Linked DNA regions of Homo sapiens: region 1 is linked to region 2. Evidence: chromatin contacts called from ENCODE Hi-C data. All regions are on one chromosome and are shown on one strand. The core of a region is the stretch at or near the end of the contact, and the rest is flanking DNA. Distances in the headings are between cores, read along the strand shown. Region 1 has its middle 24 kb from the start of MACROH2A1. Region 2 overlaps PITX1-AS1 (PITX1 antisense RNA 1).

Region 1 (6,828 bases), core at 2,429-4,928, 230 kb after region 2:
TCTCTCTCCATCTTACTGAGATTTTTTAGGGTGGTGTGTCCATTTTCTATATCTACTTTCATGATTTCTCTTAGTCTTCATTTTCAGTGGTTTTATGGTAATGTGCTTAGGTGTGGTTTTCTTTGCATTTATCTTGTCTGAGTTTTACTAGGTTTCTTGAGTCTGCGGTTTGATGCCTTTCCTAAGGCTTGTAAAATAATTAGCCATAATTTTTTTCTAATAGTGCTTCTGCCTCATTTTTTCTCTCCTCTTTTGTTAATTTCAGTTACACAAGTTAAGCTTTTGGGCTGTATTCTTTAGGTTGCTTACACTTGGTCCTGGTTCCCCCGTCCCCCCAACCCCCATTCTTTTTTTCTCTGTGATTCAGCTTGGATATTTTCTATTAATCTATCTTCAAGTTTATTGATCCTGTCTTCTGCTTTCTTACTTTGGGTTCCTTTAGAAGTGGACCCTGATTTTGAATTTGAGAACAAATTGTTCATGTAAAATATGATCCCAGAAAACACTGGTAATGGAATGGAAAAGTGAGACAGGAGAGCAAATACAGTTAACTAAGGGTTCATTATCAAGCAAGTTCTCACTGTAAGTAACTGGAGTTTTCTCTTGCTTGGGAATGCTCAGCATCCATGTAGAATACATGCTAAGAGTTTGCCTATCTGACAGATGAAGGTGTGGAGATATTTACTAATTAACTCTCATTAGTCATTGATTGAAGGCTGCTCCCAGGAAACATTGATTATCTGACTCTTCTGTGTGCATGTGTAGAGTGGGCTTCAGCATCCAGAATAAAGCCATCAAACTGCTGGAAGTCAGGTCACTGTGTACTACAATGATATGGCCCAAAGGAATCTGATCAGGTCACTGATAACATTTACTACAATTTACCCATTATACCACTCAGTTATACTTACGGCACAAATTAAGTTCAATGCATTTTACTTCTGGTTTGTCCCTGTTCAAGGTTGCGGCTCTCCAGAATTGAGACACGGATGTGTCAATTTTTTTTTTCTCATCCCCTAAAGACTATGGGAACTTTTCGCTCTGCTTTTCAGAGGTTTTTGGCTTAAATTTTTAGCCTCCTACCTTGAGCACTTTCAGAATTTTGCAGTCATTCTGAAAAGGAAAACAATGTAGTTGAGGCTCTCCAACTACCTCAGGCTGGTTTCTCAGTTCTACGGCAGCAGGCTTCTGCCAGGTGCCAAGACTGGATTCTTGGCCTCCAGGTATGCCCAGTTGCCAGGAAAGGGAGTGGGAGATTGTCAGTGTCAATTATTATCATTCCTAGGGCTCCTCATTGCTCACTCCCCAGGCAGATTTTTGTCTACCAAGCATATTAAGACTGTGGAAAATTCTCAGCTTTCTGAGATTTGGGATTAATTATTTAGCCTCCTGACCTGTAAAGTTTGAGATTTCAGCTAAGGTCTTGGAAAGGAAACCCGCCATGTGTCTGAAGCCCCTCAAGTCTCCAATTGTATAATTCTAGTCTCATGTGACTTTCTAAAACTCTGCACCTAGGAGACTCCTGTGACAGGTCCCACCCCAGATTCTCAATCTGTGGCCTGTGCCCAGGATCTACTAATACCCCAAAGATAGATATCTTCAGCTTGACCCTGAAAGGTTCTCCTTTCAGTGGAATTTATTTCCTCTAATCCATCATTTCTATAATTCTGATACTTTTGAATACATAATTTTTATAAGTTGTCTGATTTTTCTAGGTCATTTTAGCAGGAGCGTTGCCTTTCCACTATCTACTTTGAAATTTAAAAAGTGGAACTCTTTGAGTTTAATTTGCTGTCATAATTTTAACTTCCTAGGGATAGATGCTCATTCCTCTTTTCCCTTATATGAATCCTAGGGTATACATTTCTCTCTAAGTCTGGGTTTACTGTATCCCATAGGTTTTAGTATGTTGTATTTTTATTGTTATTCAGTTAGTTTCTTCTTTCCACTGTGATTTCTTCTTTGACCCATGATTTACTTAGAAGTATATTGCTTAATTTCCAAATATTTGAGGATTTTCTAGTAACTTTGTTATTTATTTCTAGCTTAATGCCACTGTGGGTAGAGAATATCTTCTGTGTGATTCCAGTTTTTTGAAATCTGTTTAAATTTGCTTTGCGGCTTAATGTATGTTCAATATTGGCAAATTTTCATGTGCAGTTAAAAAGAATGTATATTTATTCTTTCACTGCTGGGAGGTCATACTCTAGATATGTTGATTAGATCAACTTTTTAATCATATTGTTCAAATCTTCTAAATGCTTGCTTATTATTTTCTGCTTGTTTTATCAATTACTGAGAGAAATGTATTTAAATCTTCGCCCATTTAATTGTAGATTTGTCTTTCCTTTTAGTTTTGTGAATTTTGCTTTTTATATTTTGAACCTATGAAGTGCATACAAATTGGGAATTGTTGTATATTTGTGGTAGATTGATCCTTTAAACATACATTACTCCTTTTTATCTCTAGTAATGCTTTGTTTTAAAGTCCCCTTAGCTACATCAACCTTTTAAAAATTAATGTTTGAATTAAATTTTTTTTACCCAGTTATTTTAAAGTAATTCTGTATCCTTATATTTAAGTATATATTTAAAGCAGGTTTTGGTTGTCAGTGCTATTGTATCTAATCTAATTACACTTTTATTTTGAGCACTTTCTTCATTTATGCTTAATTTTATAACGTATTTGGGTTTCAGCATTATAACTTACTCTTTATTTTCTACTTGTTTCACCTCTTTTAAGCTCGACTTCCTTTCTTACTCCTTTTTGTATTATTTTTATATTATATTATTATAGCTTTCTTCTTTATTAGTCATTAGTTACATTCTACTGGTGATGAACCTAGAGATTACAGTATGCATTTTTGATTTATTAAAATCTAATATAAATGAATATTTTTACAATTTTCCAGACAATGCAAGGATTTTAGAACATCCTAGCTCCATTTATTCCCTTTGTGTGCTATTATTGTTGCATATTTTAATTACATGCATAATTGTATATGCTTATATTTATTAAGATTTAATATGTAAATAATTTAATTAATAATTTATAATTAAATCATATTATAACAAATAACACATGTATTATGATTTAATATATAAATCATAATACATGTGTTATTTGTTATAATATGATTTAATTATAAATAATATCAAACATATTTATAATCCCCCCAAGACGTTATTATTGATGTTTTCAACAGTGAAAATTTATTTGGATTTACCTGTTTATCTTATTTTTAAATCAAAGTTTTATTTTAAATAGTTTTGAACTTACAGAAAAGTTGAAAAGATAGTACAGAGAGTTCCATGTATATTGGACCCAACTTCCCCCATGGTTAAAAATTTACATTATTATGGCACATTTGTAACAACTAAGAAAACAGCATTGGTGCATAACTCTTAACTAACCTCCGTACTTTCTTTGGATTTCATTAGTTTTCCCTAATGCTCTTTTTCTGCCATATCATATTCAGCCTTTGTGTCTCCTTAGGCTTCTTTGGTCTGTGACAATCTCTGACTTTCTTTGTTTCTCCAAATTCTCAGACCTTGAGAGTTTTGAGGAGTACTGGTGGTTTGTAGAATGTCCCTCAGTTTGGGTTTATCTGATGTTTTTCTCATGGTTGGGGGAAGAAGACCAGAGGTGAAGTGCCAGTCTTATCACATCATATCAAGGTACACGCCATCAACATGACTCATCACTGATTATCCCAGGGCTGAGATAGTGCTGGCGAGGTTTCTCCTCCATAAAGCGAGTGTTTTCCGCCTCTTTGTACTCTATTTTTAGGAAGCAACTCAATGAGCATGGCTTACATTTGAAAGTGGAGAGGAGAGTGAAGTCCACCTCCTGGAGCAGGGAGTAGCTACATAAATTATTTGGAATTCCTTGATTTATTTATTCAATAATTTGTATCAGTATGGCTTCATGGATATGTATTTTACACTTGGGGTTATAATCCAATACTGTAATTTCATGTTGCTGAAATTGTTCCAGATTTAGCTGTTGAGAGCTCTTGCGGGTTGGCTCTTGAGTCATGTCCCTATGGTTTTGCTTTTTTTGAGCACTTCCTTATTTTCTGGTACTACAGGATGAGCTTCAGGCCCAGCCTTAGAATCAGCCATTTCTCCAAAGATCCCTGCGTGCTTTTACCAGAAACCAAGATTAGGGCACTGGGCATCCTCACTGTTGCTAGAACATCATCGCTCCTAGGCCCTCTCAGTAGACAGAGCTAGGAAGTATATGTACATATGTAATAACCCACATATATATTTATATACATACATGTCTGCAATTATTTCTGTCTCTCTCCATCTGTATCTATTTTAAGCTACTCATGAGTTCATACTGCTGTCTGCACTAATCTACAACCACATGCTTCATTCCAGCCTTCCCCACATGCGTCTCTGCAACCTCTAGCTCTAACAGTGGGAAACCTGGCTTCCACCCCCTCTCTCTGTTTCATTTACTCATTTGTTCATTCCCATCATATATGTGCAGCAGGTTCAGAATTGTTAACCTATATCCCTGTGAGGAACAGCTTCACTAGTAAAGTTTCTTATTTCTGCGCAGTTCCTTTTGTCATTAATCTTGCAGTTTCCAATCAAAACACCATTTTCCAAACATTTTGATATTTCTTTGTCATAAATATTTTGCATTAATTTTGATTTTTAAAATATTGCAATTATAGATTATTTATGACAAGTATTAAGTTTTTTTTGAGCCCCCTTGCATTTTGCACCCAGAGGGAGTCCCTCACTGGACTTTATCTTAGTCTTGCCTTTCCAGGGGCAGATCTCCATAATCCAATCAGAGATTGAAATGATTTAATATTGGAAGCTAGATTTGGCTAGAGTTGGTCTAGTTCTGGTCCACTCGTTGTATCAAATACCTCTTACATTCTTTCTCAGATCCTATGAGTTTCGCCTGTCTTTAGGGCTATTGGTTACCTGTTCAGCCCTGGCCAACACAAGGGTTACTGACTCTGAAAAAGGCATTCAAGTCAGCATTATTCTAACACATGAGTCTGCTGTGAAGTGTCTCTGGCTTCCCCTACAGCTTTTACACCCAGATGTAAAGGGTGTGGGATATGTCTGTCTTGGCACTGCTAAAGGGATTGGCGTATAATATGGAAATGTAGGAGTTAACCCTCTATGGAGTGAACTTTTACTCTAGGGGACAAGAGATGCAAGGCACTGGCAGGAAAATTCTCAACCTGCATACCCTTGGAAGGACTGTTCAGAGACACATAGCATTTCCCATGAAATGGAGCAGTCAGCTGTGATTGTTGTAAAGCTCAGTGATCCACTTCCTTATATATGTTCATCCTACTCTGCTTCACTCACCTTTCTTCCTCACTCCAGCTTCCCTGCAATTGTATTTCCTAGGAAGCATGCAAGCTTTTTCTTTGGGCTCTGCATTCTAGGAAACCTGGGCCAAGATTCTCTTATTCCTATGCTGTAGATATTCGAGATCCCAGCTTAAAACCTGAGCTGCTTATCATAGCCTCTCCTGATTGGCAAATCTTGAATTCTAATTTTTGTACCTGCACCCAGGTGAGAGATGGCCAAAAGTTCTTCTCAGCTTCTCAGCTGGACCTTTCTGACCAGCTTTTCAACCAAAAAGTTTGAAATGGCAAATATCCCAAGGAGAAGGACTGCTGAAAATTGGGCTTCCTTGGCTGGGCGTGGTGGCTCACGCCTATAATCCCAGCACTTTGGGAGGCCAAGACCAGGAGTTCAAGACCAGCCTGGCTAACATGGTGAAACCCCATCTCTACTAAAAATAAGAAAACTAGCAGGGCATGGTGGTGGGCACCTGTAATCTCAACTACTCAGGAGGCTGAGGCAGGAGAATCGCTTGAACCCGGGAGGTGGAAGTTGCAGTGAGCTGAGATTACGCCATTGCACTCCAGCCTGGGCAACAAGAGTGAAACTCTGTCTTAAGAGAAAAAAAAAGAAAGAAAGAAAGAAGGAAAGAAAGAAAGAAGAGAAAATTGGGCTTCCTTCTCCCCTAGATCTTGCTTCTGGAGGTCTGTCATTACTCTTCAATGCCATCACACAGATTAAATGACATATTTTTGTCCTTTTCTAGTTATTTTCAGCTAAAGGCTTGGCCTGGAAAAAAGCTAGCTCCCCATTCTAGGAAGCAGAACTCTCAACCCTTGGTTTTAACAGGAAACCACAGGGTAATGCTGGAGAAACTGCTGTTTTCTTGTAGACTCTTGCAGGCCCCAGACCCAACAGAGAACAAAATGGGGCCTGTCCCGTTGTGTGCCTGTCTTCTTCTTTCTGTTTTTTCTCAGTGTCTTCATTTTCTAACAGCTCTACGTGTTTGGATGTTTTGGTAGGTGGTAGCTTGAGCACATTTTTTCCTTGCCTTATGCAAGCAGGTCTTTCAGCTGGAGAATTTTTATACGTGTTGGAAAAATATGGGCAGAGTTAGTTGTGAGGACAATTGCAAAGGAGATGGAAGCTGGGGGGTAGGTGTGAAAGGAGCTTTCTGTGCTGTCTCCCATCCTATTGTTCGGGAACCTGTCCACAATTCTAGTGTCTGCCTCTGGCCCCTTTCTATAAATGTTGACTCCATTTCTCACTGTCATGAGGATTCAGGTATTATGTGCACCAGCTATTACATAGTATCGCCCTCTGGTGGTACAGAACTGTTAGCCCCTGTATTAAAGGGGTCCAGAACGTTGCTATTACATGCTCTTTGTCAACAAGGGAGGAGACAGAACAATAGTTTTTTAAAAAGGACTACCAAATCTCACATTTTATAAGAATGAATCTTTCTCCATTGATCTGCTGCCCTAATGACCTGGGAAAGAG
Region 2 (5,973 bases), core at 473-2,972:
AACACTCCAGCAGGTATAGAAACCTGCAACTCTTTAAAAATAATTCTCATTTGAGTAGGTCACAGATAATAAAGGAACACTTGTTTCTGGGAAATTAAAAAAATGACATGAGGGGAAAATATTTATTTGCTTTCTACATTGGTCAAATGACTAGTGGATATTAAAAACCTGTAAAATAGACAGATGCAACCAATTCTCTTTCATTAACAAATATTGCAATTTCACAATAAAGTAAATGCATTAAAAAATGTCTACACTTCTGAGAAGCTGAAATGGTCAGAACTTGAGCTTGCTTTAAATGTTTAAAGACTGATATTCTAATCAGTTGGGGGAAAATTATTATTATAAGTCTTTAAAGAACTAACTTGAATTTTAAAGCCTCCTTTGGCTGTTCAGGTAGCAAAAACTCTGATCAACTCTGTGTACATTTCTGTACATTTGCCTCTTGACTCAATCTGCCCGGTCACCAGCTTTGTTTTCTTTCTAAGTATAAGCCGTATGTATCGGCAGCACATTTTAAAGTTAATTTGAAGCAGGGTCTATATTGCCGTCAGCAAATATGTTATAAGCTTATTATTTAATAGTGATTCCGGGGTAAGGCCATCATCTCCTTCCTAAATCCAAATATAAAAGTTGAAATCGTATTTGTTAAAACTGTCATGTTGAATTTGTGGCCCAGATTGTTTTCCCGAGGCCTGCTGGGCCAGAGCTCGAATGCCGCTCCCAGCTGCAGACACCCCAGCCCAGGAAAACTGCTCGCGGCTGAGTCGCTGAGCCTCTCAAACCGCCTGCTTCCCCCAAACAGAGCCACGGCCCAGCCGGCTCGCTCATGGCTTTTCCACATTGTAAAATCATTTGATTTATTTGTTTGGTTTGGTTTGGTTTTTAGAAGCGCTGCAGAAATTATTTCCTACTGGCAGAGAGGGCACTTGGTGTTACACTACATTAGTTTCACATCATTAGTTTAGGGTTCTCAAACTTAAAATGGTAAAGTATATGCGAGGCTTCTAGAGACCTCAGTTCTGACCAGAGCAGAACAAATTAAACCTGATGGATTCCTTTCGCTGCCTGTGTAGTGTGGGGCAATGCAGAACAAAGTGCTGTGGCGTTGCGGAAGGGGTTCCCTCTGGCAGTTTTGGAATTTGGTGGTAGGAAATGTTAGTTATTTATAAAAAGGAAAAATTCCTCTGTTACCATTCTGGTTTTCACAAAAACCGTAATTTTATCATCACGGCTTGTAGCAGGAAGCCAACAAGGGGTGCCGATGACGGCCACGACCCCGTATCTCTGGGCTGTCTCTCTCACCTCCATCGGCCACTGCCTGCTTGCTCTTTAGGAGCAAAGGACATGATTTAGAAGTAATTCAAAACCCCGTCGCGGGACCCAGAACAGCCCAGATGGTCTGGCCCTGGCCTGGGGTCTGCGGGGGTGGGGGTGCCAGCCCCGGGGGTGGAGTCGAGGTCGGCTCCCGGCCAGGTCCCGCGACGGGTCTGCACGCAGCCAGGGAGGCCTGAGGGGGCAGCTGCGGGGCTGGCGGCCAGGAGCTGCTTCGCGGCTTGCGGCGCAAAGTAGAGGCCCCGCTAGCTCGCTCCCGCACGCCGTTCTGCGCCTTCTCTTCCTAGCCCCGGCAGGCTCTGTCTTCCCCCGTGGGTCGCAGCGAGAGGGAGACCTCGGCCTCTGCCGCTGCAGCCTGAGACCCAGCCGCGGGCCTCAGGTGCGCGCTCCCCGAAGCTCTCCTGCCACCTGTTGGCCGCCGGTGGTGCTGACGCTACGGGGAGAAGCCACGCTTCAGTGGCTTGCCTGGAATTCATGACTTGTGCGCTCCACGTCCTGGGCTGGCCGACCTGCTGAGGGTATCTCTGAGAGCAGGAGCCAGGCCGTCCCGGGCTCTCCTGCGACAGTGCGGTGGGAGAGCCTTAGCGGGAGCCAGGCTGCGCCATGGCTTCCTCTGGACAGTTCTGCTGGCGTGCCCTGCTTGGCGGGGTACAGTGGGGCAAGCGGGGTATAAACCCGCTTGTTCAGCTTGGGAGCAGGCTCTACTTCCCAAGAGCAGCACAGGGGCTTCCGCCGGAAGTCAGGAAGAAGGTTTGAGGAGCTTCAGATCCAAGGACGGTGCCATGCCTTTTCATTGGAAGTCATGGACCACCCTCAAATATCATGGATTAGCCATTCTGTTCCCAGGGGCTGGGTTCCTAGGTATCCACCACAAACAGGCTTGAATCTACCCACACAAACAACCCTATCAGGAAGTCTCCAGCAAAGTGGGGCTCTTGGTGGCTGTTTTGGGTTTTGGGTAGAAGGTAGTATAGCAGCTATATTTCTAAACCATGGGGGCAAAACTAGATATCTATGTCCTGAGGGGACTGAGTTTTGTGAATGGATTTGGCCTGTGAGGATGTCACATGGGGCTCAGTAGCACTGAGGGGAGAGGCTGTGTGTGGTGATACTCTCATTCCTGTCTTGGGGAAGGGGGCCTGGAGCCATGACTTTCCCCTAGGCCTTTTCAGAAGGGGCTGGGAATCACAGTAGATGTTTGTCAATGGAGGAGCCTTGGCCCCATTTCAGACGCAATGTTTTCTCGTTCTGTGGTGGTTTTATACACAAAGGCTGTGTCCTGCTTGGCCACGCCTGCCTGCAGCATGTGCAAGCATGATACTTGGCGTCTGGGTGCAGCAGGGCATCCGTGCTCCATGCTGCGCGTCCAGCATGGCTGGACTGCCCTTGCACCCTCATTTTACCAGCACAGGTCAAGCAGTTCCCATGGGGCCTTCAGCTGGTAGCAGCAGGACCCATGGGTATCTAACCCAGACACCTTCTCTCTCCCCTATAGAGGGAGTTGGCTGTCAAAGCCCAAGGATGTCTGTTTTTAGGTGATTGTCTCCTGGCTTATCTGAGGCCAAAATGTTCTTACCTCCTGGTCTCTGAGATCATAGAAAGAGACTCTGGTATTTGGCCAAATGGCTGCTCAGAACCTAGTCCTGAAAAGTTATTTTCTTAGTCAAGGGGCTCATGCAAGCCCTGGACTAGGGGTGATTTAGTTGTGTTTTTTCAGCTCACCTCATAATTTAATGTAGAAAAAATTATTTGGCATGTTTTCTCCTGGGTGCCGACTGCCTTTAGAGCCAGCCGTTCTGTACGGAGAAATGCCCCGTAGTCAGAAATCTTCTTGTTATGCCAGGTCTGCGCATTCAGGGACTGCGAGTGGCTCACTGAAATCTCTGAGGCTGGCCAGCCAAGGAGGGAGAGGAATCCTACCTACCCTGGACTTACATTTTTATGGAGAAGAAGGAATGTTAGGAAAGTCAGTAAACTTTTAGTCCCTCCTGGCCCCATGAACATGAATAGAAGAAGAAGAAAAACCCTAGCCGACTGGTTATTTACCCCGAGCACAAAAGCAGCCCCCCTCCCATCATCTCCCTTTTATTTCCAGCCACTCTGACAGAAATGCATTACTGGCTGAATACACCTTCCCACAATGCCATCCATCACACAGGTATTGGGGGACCAAAGGTAAGATGAACTTTAAACACACCTGGCACAGCTGGCTCCCACCTTTGTGCTTGGAGTGGCTGCCAGCCAGCTGGCTGCCCTGTCCCCCTTCTCAGGCTCTCCAGAGGAATCCCAGCAGACTGACTTCTTTTTGTGGCCACATATTATTCTAAAATCAGGCTATGCAACTGCCTTGGGAGAGTCTGGGCAACCTCTCTTGTAAGTAGCCCTCTCAGCCCCGTAGGGCTCCAAAGAGCTTAAAGCTGCTCAGTCATGAGAATTTTCCATGGGAGGAAAGACTCTCTGGGGTCCTCCACTCTCTCACCTTCAGAAGCAAATAGAACAGGTCTTCCAAGGCCCCCGAGTGATTCCGCCCGGCGTGTTGCTGATGCTGTCCCTCTAGTACTTGTGGATTCTTTGGAAGAGAAGGTGGGTGATTGAGCTGTGGACCGCTTCTCCAGTTTTATGCATCTGGAACTGAGAGACTTTCACAGAATTGTAGCAAATAAAGAGAGAAAGTACTTTATTAGCAGTTATTCTTTACATCACTAAACTCCTGTCTCTCACCCCAGGCAGCTTTAAGATGCAGCTCAGCTCTCAACCTTGCCTATGACTGGGTAGGAAATTACCCTGTCTGGAGGGAGAATGACTCCTGAGTCATTCTCAGTCTTCCTCCCCAGCTGCTGCGAGTTCATTTGTTTTAACTTTCCCTCTCCCAAGATAACATATTCCGGGGGCCAGTGAAAAGAAAATGTGGTGTTGGAAGGTCTTTTAAGTGGGAACATTCTTGGTTGTGAGGCTGAGCTGTTCAGGAAGACCTTGATGCTTTCCTGGTTCACAAAGCCGAGAGGTGATGAGGCTATAGTGGCACTTTGGATTTGGGGGTGATAAGACTGTTTTTTGTAAAACACTGGAATTCTCTGTGATTATCAGTTGGGGAATTCATCATGGTATTTATCTGGAGAGGAAAGAAGGCAAAATGGACTTCACAACAGTCAACTGGGTCACTCGTTGTCAAGCAATCACTTAGCATGTGCTCTGACCATTGAGTGTCATTGCTATTAGCCACTTAATCCCCACAAGAGGCCATGCTCTAGGTCACCCTCATTTTAGAGATAAAGTTCAGCCCTGCTTTTCTTCTCTACCTGATCTCAGCATAGACAGCTGAGCATTGCTTTGACTCCAGCAAGCAGAACACCACTCTCAGAGCCCTTGTTATTAGCTTGAATTGAAATTGCATCTTGACCTCAAATGAGATTCAAGAGCATAGGAACAAATACTTTTAGAAGAACTAAAGGAGATGATAAAACTGTCATCGCATATGTCAGGCCTTTCTCCCTGGATTTCCATGTCCCTGTTTCTCTCTCCCTCTCCTCTGGATGTCCTACTGGAATCTTGTAGTATTCACCTGGCTATGAGGGAGAACATTGTGAAATTCCAGAATTGCCACAGCAACTTTGGTAATGTGGACTCCTTACTTGGTCTGTCCTGTCTTCTGCCATTGCAATCTGATGGAGCTGTGGGCGTCCTGATGCCAGATATAATCCAACCAAATAAATCTCTAAGAACATAAAATAAAAGCTATCTCACAGTTTCCTTTTGTTTCCTGCACAAAAGCTATTCTCAGTATATGAATGGTGTCAGATGCAATAATCCAGAATAAATCTCCAAGAAGAAAAAAATGCATTTCAAAGTGAATGATCACTCATTTCCCATCCTCCCCACCATTTTTATATTGGGTGAGTCACTGGGGTGGCTGCCGACAGCTCCTGTGGGCCGGCCAGAATTGGGAGGAAGATTACAGGGGCTTGCTAAGGCCTGGGGTTGCTGCCAGATCTACACAGGTCATTGAGCTCCAGCTGGGGAGAGTTTTGGGTTTTGGCCCTCTGGGCCATGTCCATCCTGGCAGAGGGTCAGAAGAAGACCACACCCCTGGATTCTAGGCTTCCATAATGGCCTTGTCTTCTCCAGGGGATCCTACAGGTATGTTCTTGCCAAGTATATCCACTGTAGAAGGCTGGAAACACTTAAGTCATATATGCTCTTTGGGCAGATTAAACTTGATGATTCTGGGGCTGCCCTCTTCAGGGCCCGGCTGGTTGCCCTTCTTGGAACGCCTGCATATTCACTGGGGAAGGGCAGTGTGACATAGCTGTGGGGGAAGAATATGCTGGGGCATTTGCCAAGTCTAGATTTCAAAAGGCCCTTTCAGAATTGGAAGACTTTTGCCTTGAATGGTTAGTCTTAACTCTATTATTTACCCTAGTCTACTGTCTACATTCCAAATTTTTCCTTTCAGCATAAGATCCGGGCAATGATCACATATTGTTTCTTTTTTTTTTTTTTTTCAACTTTTAGATTCAGAGGGTGCATGTATAGGTTTGTTACTTGGGCATATTGCGTGATGCTGAGGTTTGGAGAACGAATGATCCCATCACCCAGCATAGTACCACATAGTTAGTTTCTGTTTTGTTTTGTTTGAGA

Evidence for each region. A loop is a pair of places that touch in the nucleus more often than their neighbours do. Pooled maps may share reads with other maps.
Region 1: a map of heart left ventricle shows a loop between it and region 2 (2.9-fold over the local background). The contact joins two enhancer-like sites. A Hi-C loop is called at or near these places in 6 of 168 maps with a recorded cell type or tissue (IMR-90, K562, MCF 10A and 3 more), 1 of 37 single-sample maps with no recorded cell type and 12 of 50 pooled maps.

What each region holds. Positions count from the first base shown.
Region 1 is chr5:135,419,638-135,426,465 of GRCh38, forward strand. No RefSeq gene overlaps it. Among named protein-coding and RNA genes, the nearest start is that of MACROH2A1, 24 kb to the left of the region's middle. RefSeq lists an enhancer at 6,521-6,570. Within about 2 kb of position 3,679, at least 2 of the 41 ENCODE cell types and tissues checked have a DNase peak (open chromatin) inside an H3K27ac peak, as active enhancers do.
Region 2 is chr5:135,189,794-135,195,766 of GRCh38, forward strand. The region is part of intron 3 of PITX1-AS1 (PITX1 antisense RNA 1); the gene reads left to right. Among named protein-coding and RNA genes, the nearest start is that of LINC02900, 55 kb to the right of the region's middle. RefSeq lists a silencer at 1,448-1,627. Within about 2 kb of position 1,723, at least 5 of the 41 ENCODE cell types and tissues checked have a DNase peak (open chromatin) inside an H3K27ac peak, as active enhancers do.